Linked DNA regions of Homo sapiens: region 2 is linked to region 1. A link is a loop called in an ENCODE intact Hi-C map of the cell type or tissue named here. Cell type or tissue: IMR-90. All regions are shown on one strand. Each heading gives the region's core, and the rest is flanking DNA. Links, peaks and the distances in the headings are about the cores only.

What was found. Peaks named below come from ENCODE experiments on the same cell type or tissue, not always from the same donor. Only the 100,000 strongest peaks of a DNase experiment are listed, where the experiment ranks them.
Region 2: a loop joins it to region 1, with 16 times the contacts of the local background. A loop is called at or near these places in 2 of 110 quality-filtered maps.

The regions. Positions count from the first base shown.
Region 1 is chr22:25,200,062-25,204,453 of GRCh38, forward strand. It overlaps CRYBB3 (crystallin beta B3), which reads left to right. Exons shown (of 6, transcript NM_004076.5): 2 at 1,316-1,410; 3 at 2,613-2,731; 4 at 3,702-3,834. The coding sequence starts at 1,336. Among named protein-coding and RNA genes, the nearest start is that of CRYBB3, 2.4 kb to the left of the region's middle. In IMR-90, for the core only: a CTCF peak has its summit at 2,463 (motif pointing right); no DNase peak of the experiment used is centred there.
Region 2 is chr22:26,358,379-26,362,770 of GRCh38, forward strand. All of the region lies in intron 12 of SEZ6L (seizure related 6 homolog like), which reads left to right. It overlaps LOC124905096 (a long non-coding RNA gene), which reads right to left and starts at 2,647. Exons shown (of 3, transcript XR_007068038.1): 1 at 1-2,647. In IMR-90, for the core only: a CTCF peak has its summit at 2,220 (motif pointing left); a DNase peak (open chromatin) is centred at 2,233; H3K27me3 peaks cover 385 bases.

The DNA.
Region 1 (4,392 bases), core at 185-4,184:
AGCCCAGCTGGGGGTGGAACGAGGGACCCTTGTCTGCAGTGGCCAGGGTCCAAGCCCCTGGACATGTGCTTAGGGCAGGGGACCTTCCAAAACAGCTCCTCTGAGGGAGGGGAGTGGGCACACATGGTACCTGCCAAGTCCCCCGAGAGTCCCCTGTGAGCTGGACCAAGCCCTGTTTCCTGCTGAGGCTAGGAGAGACAGAACCGACAGCCCGCAGGCTGTGCATGGTTAGGCCCACATCCAGAGTATGTGGGCTGTGCAGCTGTGCATGCTGGGGTGGCCGTGCTGGGAGCCGTGGGTGGGTAACAGTTGGATGTGGGGTGTAGATGTAGGTGCCTTGTTTACCACTGTGGATGTCTGAAATGGGCAGGGATGTGTGTGTGTGAGGAGAGAGAGAGAGAGAGAGAAAGAAGCTGTCCTGTGAGCCCATGGGTGAAATATAACTGATAGTGACCATAGAAACTTTTGCGAGTGTGTGCACCTATGTGTGTGTGCTGACAAACAGAACAGTCCTGTGTGTGTCCATGGGTGCAACAATGATGAGAATCCTTCCATGTGACTGCGGCAGGGGCCTGTATTGCGTGTCACTGTCCCTGTAGCAATGAAGAACTGTCGGTGTCTGGGTCTTGAAGTGGCTGGTACACAGTCGTGTTCAATAAATGCTTAAGGAATGAGTAACCGAACGCAGGGAAACTGACCTGGAGCAGGTGTCCAACGACCTGGTCTTACAAGCCTTTTCTCTAGAGGTCTGTCTGTCCACCTCCCGACATATGGGGTCTCCTGTCCCTCCTGGTCACCCAGCCCAGAGCCTGGCACTGTGTAGGTGCTCATGGAATATTTGTTGAATAAAGTAACCAGTGAACAAAAGAGTTCCTGGAGTACGGAGGTGGGAGAGACCCCTGTAGAGGAAACTCCCTGAAGCCCACCCTTTAGCCAGGTTCTGGGGGTGGGACATCTGCAGAGAGCTCTGAGAAACCTGGGTTTCGGGGAGCATCTGGATCAGGGGAAAAGGGCACGGGCTTTGGAGCCAGGCCCGACCCAGGCCACTTCCTCACTGTGTGCTTGAGGAAGTGGCCTCACTTTGCTGAGCCTCAGAGTTCCCCTCTGTACAATGGGGCTCCTGATCCCACTGTCTCAGTCCACGTGGCCCATGGCAGGTGCTCAATGGATGTTTGCTGAATGACTGAATGTCGATCATAAGTTACAGCCACGCCCCATGGGCAGCAAGGCTCTGTAGCTCATCCTGGACTCCAGTCACATCAACACCTGGCTTCTCCCGGGTGGATCCAGTGAACCATTTTCTTTTGGTTTGAAGCCAGAGGTGTTCCTGGGGAGATGGCGGAACAGCACGGAGCACCCGAACAGGCTGCAGCTGGCAAGAGCCATGGAGACCTTGGGGGCAGCTACAAGGTACTGGGCAGGGAGGGGGTCAGAGGGCCCAGGCTACTCCTGGGCCTCAGGGTCATCTTCCCAGCCAAGCAGCACCTCTGCAGGAAGGAAGAGCCATCCTTCCAACCACCCAGGCCAGGACAAAACGCTCCGGGTGGGTCCTCTCACTGCCACCCTCCCGTTAGAAACTTGCTTCATGACTTTGCTGCATCTTCCCTCGTCTGCAAAACAGAAATGGTCACCCACATCCTGCCTGCACCAATGGATCAGAGAGGCCCGGGGGTTTCTGGAAACGGCTCTGAGCTCTGACTCTCCTGTCTGACCTCAGCCTGGTGTCTTGCCCACTCTGGGGAAAAGGGCACAGGGTTTGGAGGCTCTCTGGGCCTCAACAGCCCCATGTTTGAAATGAGGATGGTGCCCAGATATTGTGCCCAGAGTTGGTGTAAAGGCTGAAAGACATGAGTGAAGCCAGCTAGCAGAGGGAGGCACACTAGAAATCTGAGAGAAGGTTTGAATGTGTTGGCTCTGCCCTTTCCAAACCATCTCCGGGGTCTTTTTGGGAAACTATTCCAGACAGAGTCTAAGGATGGGTCGAATCCCAGTGCCTCCTCTTAACTTGCTGTGCAGCCCGAGGCAAGTATCTTACCCTTTCTGAGCTTCTTTGATCCCTTCTGTAAAATGACTAGAACAGATGTTCCCTGGGGATCTTCTACAAAGTCAGTTTGTGTTTCCAGGTGGGTGAGAGAGGCAAAACCTTGGTCTGCCTTTGCAGCCCTTCTCTTCCTAGGCTTGGGGCAGGCAGAGGTCTTCCCCGAGACTGCAAACAGGTGTTTTCATTTTTTTAAGGGGGAAATTTCCTATTAAGGAAAATACAGATTTCTGACCTCTCTTGAAAAAATTGGAACTGGGACCTCATTCCCTCATCGCCAGAAGCAGCTTCATTTCCCCACCGACCTCTCGGGTTATTTCAGTCCGCTGGACTCCCCACCTGGCTCCTGCTGGACATCAGAGTTGCAATCACTAGTTTAATTGGTCTCATTGAAGTTCCTGAAGGCGTTTCCCTCCATGACCATTAGAGGGCAGTGCAGGCCCACCTCAGTGCCAGCTCCAGGCTGGAGAGATGCAGAAAGCAGAGGGTACCTCCCTCTAATGCCCAAAGGAGGGGCAGAGGCTGGAGCTGGGAGCCTAGCAGAGGTGGGATGTTTAGGACTCTGCTCTTCTAGGTGATCTTGTACGAACTAGAGAACTTCCAAGGCAAACGCTGCGAGCTCTCGGCCGAGTGCCCCAGCCTGACCGACAGCCTGCTGGAGAAGGTGGGCTCCATCCAAGTGGAGTCCGGGCCGTGAGTACCTAGACCCCCAGTCCCTCGCCACAGCCCTGAGCCTTCTGGGAGTGTGGAGGCCCCAGTCTGAGCTCTAGATCTGTTGTGGGGCTTTTGACAGCTCCCCTGCCTTCTCTGGCCTCGTTTTCCGCATCTGTAAAATGAGAGTTGAAGAATTCTCTAGAATCCTAGATGTCTGCAGAAAATCCCAGGATACCTGAGGTTGGAAGAACAGCAAGGTCAACCTAGCACCTAACTCAGTGACTGGAACATGGGATTTAATATTTATAATTTTAATAATAATTGTAACACCTAAAATTTAACATGCATTATGTCATTGAATCGTCATGACCCTGTGACAGAGGTATCATTCTTATTCCCACTTTATAGATGGGGAAACTGAGGCCAAAGTTGGTAAGTGTCCCATCCATGTCCACAAGGCAGGCAGGTCTCCCAGCTGGGCCCTGAATTCCCGCCTTTGGATTGCAAGTCCAGGCTCTGGCACTAACCATCTGGGTGATCTTCGGCAAGTTGCTTCACACACCAGGCCTCTGTTTTCTCATCTGTTGAATGGGGATAACAATGGTACGTACTTCAGAGAGAGTTTTTATGAAAATGAATGGAATGATGCAAATAAATACATATTAATAACAATACAATACAAAGAAGAGGAAAAGGAAGAGGAAGAAGTCACTGTCACCTATGGAATACTTACTGTGTACCGGGCATTGTGCTAAAGACTTTTCTGGGTACCTTGCACAGAGGCTAGATTCTCAATAACATACCCTAGGATGGTTTTCTGGCCCAGAGTCTCAGACAGTTCCCGGTATGTCCTAGCAGCTCCTTTAATTACAGGTCCAGGAATTAGCAGTAGGGTTGGAGGGAGGGTACAAGGTTCAAGGTCAGCAGCTCTTGGACACTTCTCTCACTAAACTTGAATCCTTCCTCAGCTGCAGCAAAGGTGACCCAGCCAAGCCTCTTCCTCCCTCAGGTGGCTGGCATTTGAGTCCAGGGCCTTCCGCGGGGAGCAGTTTGTTCTGGAGAAGGGGGATTATCCTCGCTGGGATGCCTGGTCCAACAGCCGTGATAGTGACAGCCTTCTGTCCCTCCGGCCTCTGAATATTGTGAGTGTGGTTCCTGCTCACTTCTGGGTGTTCCTGGAAGCAGGGTGCACTGAGAGCTGGTCAGGCAGCTCATTGCACAAGCTGGGCTGAGGGTTTGGCCCATATGGACCTGGCCTGGGAAGGGCCCTCATGTTTCTGATTTGAACAATTGTGTGGGACAAGAAGTGGGATATTGAAGGGACATTCGGTTGGGGATTGAGACACCAGGACTCACATCTTGAATTAAACCAGCATAGCACTGGGACTTTTCTTTGTAACCGTACTAAAACGATGAGCCACATGGCCCAGTCTCAAATCAGTATTGTTATCAAAGAAATGCAGTCCAGGAAATAACTTCAGAAAGTAGCCAAAATACTTTAAGTTCTCCACTTGTGTTTTTCTAGCACCTGAAAGGGACACAGTCCACAGTGACACTTTTTATTTATTTGTTTATTTATTTATTTTTCGAGACAGACTCCTGCTCTGTCACCCATGCTGGAGTGCAGTCTTTCTCTCTCTCTCTTTTTAAACATTTTTATTTATGTATTTTTATTTCATTTTGAGTTGCAGTCTCGCTCT
Region 2 (4,392 bases), core at 110-4,109, 1.2 Mb after region 1:
ATAAATATAAAGGCTTTTAATGAATGGTGTGCTTGGCACATAGCAAGTCGTCAGTTAACATTGGCTGCTAATCACCACTCTGTTTCAAAGCTCCACTGCTTGTAGGGCATATTGCAAACCATTTGTAACTATTACTAGGGGACTTGATTTCGAGCTTTTTGTTCAAATGTGCTCCAGAAATGTACATTTTCTTCTATTGTTAAAGAGAGGGGAAAATAGAAAAAGAAAACAGAAACGAGAGTGGGTTCGTGAGTAGATCTATAAGGCCATCGGTCCAATTCATTTGCATTCCTGGGAGAGAACGGCTGGAGTTACACCAGTTGCAACCCGAATTGTTTAAAACATTCGACCAGTGGTTTTCAACCAGAGGCGATTTTGCTTTCCAGGGGACATGTGTAAATACAATTTCTAGAGAAATTATGAGTTGTCACAACTTGTCAGGGAAGAGGGGTGCTACCGGCTTCTAGCAGGTCAGGGCCCAGGATGCTGCTCAATATCCTCCAGTGCCCAGGACAGCCCCCACCACAAAGAATTATCCATTCCAAATGTAAAACCTGTCTAAGTTGAGAAAACCTGCCTTAGATGATCTTATTTCAAAGTGTGACTACATGTCACTGCCTAGCCATGTCTCGGCTAAGGTCCAGACTGTTTATGGGCAGAAAAAAATGGAGTATGGAGACATAAGCAACTCACTCAAGGTGGTGCAGCAGACACAGGCCTCCAGTTTCAAATTCAAGTTCCTATTCCTTTGACTCTTCTGCCATCTTCTAGGTGCTGAAGATACACACAAATGCCTTCCAAGAGCTGGTTCCTGCTGGGGAAAAATTCCATATGACATTGTTTTCAAACTCTTACTGAGGACTGGGTCAAAATTGAATCAGGCTGACTTGAAAGCTAGAGAATCCTCAGCTCAAATTGCAGCTCAGCCACTTCCTGCTTGAGGGGACTTTTCACCAGTGAGTTCCACCTGAGCCTCAGTTTTCTCATCTGTAAAATGGCTGCATGGTGCAGTGGTTAAGACCGGACTTGGACCACCTGGATTTGAATCTTATTTATACCACTAACTAGCTTGTGACCTTTAACACGTTACCCAACCGTTCTGCGCTGCATTCTCCTTGGATACAAAATGGAGATGATGACCAGGCATGATGGCTCATGCCTGTAATCTCAACACTTTGAAAGAACGAGACAGGAGGATCACTTGAGGTCAGGAGTTCAGGACCAGCCTGGGTAACCTCAGGGTCCTCAGGACCCTGTCTTCATAAAAAATTTTTAAATTAGCCAGGCATGATGGTGCACGCCAGTGGTCCCAGCGACTCGGGAGGCTAAGGTGGGAGGATCTCTTGAAAGGGAGGTCAAGGCTGAAGTGAGCTGTGTTCACGCCACTGCACTCCAGCCTGGGTGACAGAATGAGACCCTGTCTCAAAAATAAAAATAAAATAAAGTAGGAATAAAGATATAATATCTGTGTCTTAGGGTTGTTGTGATAACTAAATGAGTTCATAGATATAAAACACTCAGAATGGAATCTGGCTCAGAGAATGCCCTCAGTAAATATTGTAAATGTTGGCTGTTTTGGTCATGATTGTTATTACCTTCAAGGACTTTGCAGAAGGATTAGAAATAATATATGCAAATCATCTAATACAGAATGGTTGTGCAAATACTTTGGAAATTAATTAAATGATGAGTTAATATGTTAACCATGCCAGGACACCAAACCAGTGGTTCTGAGCCCTTGCCAAACTTTAAAATCTCCTGGAGAGTTTTAAAAAGAATACTCTGGGTGACTAATTAAATTAAAATACCATAGGGGCGGAGCCAGGGCACAGGATAACCCAAGGCCATTCTAGCACTTAGCCTGGGGGTCCTGCTCCTAGGTCGGCTGTCAATATCCTCCTTTACACCCAGGTCTAACGATTTATCCTTTATGCACCTTCCATCTCCCCAGGGCGAGGACAGTGTTTAGCACAGGTTTGGTATCAGGAAATACTTCTGGAATACATACAGGACTGAATTAGTGTTCAGTTACATGAAGGCAGGGACCATGTTCGCCTTGCTCATCATTGTATGCCCGGCGCATACAATGCCTGGCACACAGAAGGTGTCCAGTGAATATTTGTTGTATTAATTCATCTGTTAATTTATGAAAGAAAATTTCCGAGGAAAGGTTCATGGGGGAATTCTTTTGTGTCGCCACTGCCACCTGCTGGTCATTTTTCTGCACTGCAGGTAATACAGTAGGGATTTGTGTTCTCTGAAGGGAGCCACCAACGTCATCAAGAAAAAGCCTCCCCGACCAGGGGGCGGGAAAGTGAGGCTTCTCCTGTGCGCTTTCCCCAGCACAGCTGAGACCACACTGGGCTGTAATGACCCGGTAACTGTTCTCTGTTCCCCATTCGACTGAGTTTTGGGAGAACAGAAAACGTGATTCTCTAATTCACTGCTTCATACCCAGCTCCTAGCACAGGGATGGAACATTGGAGGAACAGAGTCTACGGGCTGAAAAAAAAACAAAAAACAAAAACAAAAACAAAAAAAACACGGAGAGTGTATTCTGGACTCTGGGAGTTCAAAAGCTATAAAGTGTTGTGCACCGGGCTGCACTTCCCGAGGAGTAGGAGTATTAGATACACTACGGGGATACCCACGCGGCTTTAAACAGTGTCCAGATGAACTTTTTGTGAGTCGTTTGGCTTAAGAAAATTAGAAAAATTAAAACTGACATGTGAAACCTCTGATTATAAGACTATTATTATTTAGAGTGAGGCTAAATTATACTGTGCAATCTAAATAGAAAAACAAGTCAATAGAAATTTTTAAAAATATATTACATAGGCCAGGTGTGGTGGCTCATGCCTGTAATCCCAGCACTTTGGGAGGCTGAGGCGGATGGATCACTTGAGGTCAGGAGTTCGAGACCAGCCTGGCCAAAATGGTGGAACCCCGTCTCTACTAAAAATACAAAAACAAAAAAAATCAGCTAGGCTTGGTGGCGCATGCCTGTGGTCCCAGCTACTCGGGAGGCTGAGGCAGGAAAATCGCTTGAACCCAGGAGGCTGAGGTTGCAGTGAGCTGAGATCACACCACTGCACTCCATCTTGAGTGACAGAGTGAGACTCTGTCTCAAAAAAAAAAAAAAATATATATATATATATATGTATTAAGTGAACAACAGTACAATTGGTATGAAAATATGACAAGAGTTTTAAAAGCCATAAAAATAATCAGTGTATATTGGGTGCTCACTATATGCTGCCCATCTCATGTGCGTGAGCTTGTTTTATTCTCATAACAACACCTTGAGACAGCCCATTTTAAAGATGAGGAAACTGAGGCTCAGAGAGGTCAGTTGTGCTCACAGACATACAACTAGGATGTGCATCCTGAGCCCTTGGACACTTGAACCCAAGCGCTCCTGCTCTGCAATTTGCCTTTAAATGAAATGATGTGAGGTCTTTCAAGAAATATTTACTGGGCACCTACCCTGTACCAGGTTGCCAAGGATGCAGCAGTGAGCTCAGCTGGGTTGAGGACCAAAGACTTCCTCAGGATATTTTCAGAGGAATCATTAGAATATGATTGGCACTGGGTTCTGTTCATTATACCATCTATGCTTATTGTAAAGTAATGCAGACCCACCCTGCATTAAAAAAAAATACATCAAAGCACAGGCTTTAAAAATAAAAATAAAATTCTCCCTTCCTACAGTCCATCCCCAAGGCACGCTCTGCAGGGTGAATGATTCCTTGCCAGCCCTCTTAGGTCTCATCCATAAACACATAATAGAGTGCTGCCTTGGAGGGAGCCCCATGATTGACTTAAGCAAGGCTTTGTGATTTGATTCTGGGCTCAAACACAGAAGCGTTGGCTGCATATCCATCCTGCTCTGGAATGCCAGGGGGCAAACTTCAAGTATACAGATGACCTTCAATTAGTGGAAGGATTAGCCTTGGCCAAGTGTCAGCTGAACCACTTACTGCCTCATCTCTGGGAGTCTTGTGGAAAGGGAGCTACATTCAAAATCTCTGCCTCTCTCGCTCAACTATTCCAACAGCCCCTTCCCTTGGCTACTTTAGGGGTCTTCTGCAGCCACCCAGGGTCTTCTGAGTTTCTCTCTTCTATGGCACCTGCCATTTTTAATTAAATTGTCCATTTACACATTTGCTTGGCCCCTTAGAGCATGCAGACCATGAGCTCTAGAGGACAGGAATGATGTCTGATTCACCTCCTCACCGCATTGCTGGACGCATTGCTGGGCATGAAGTAAGCACTCAAGATATATTTTCTGAATAAATGCATGGGTGCCCGCCAGAGCTATCTATGGTGTCATCCAAGATGCAACTCCAGCTGCACAGTGACCTGGGAAGTCTCTTCCCACAGGCTGACTTC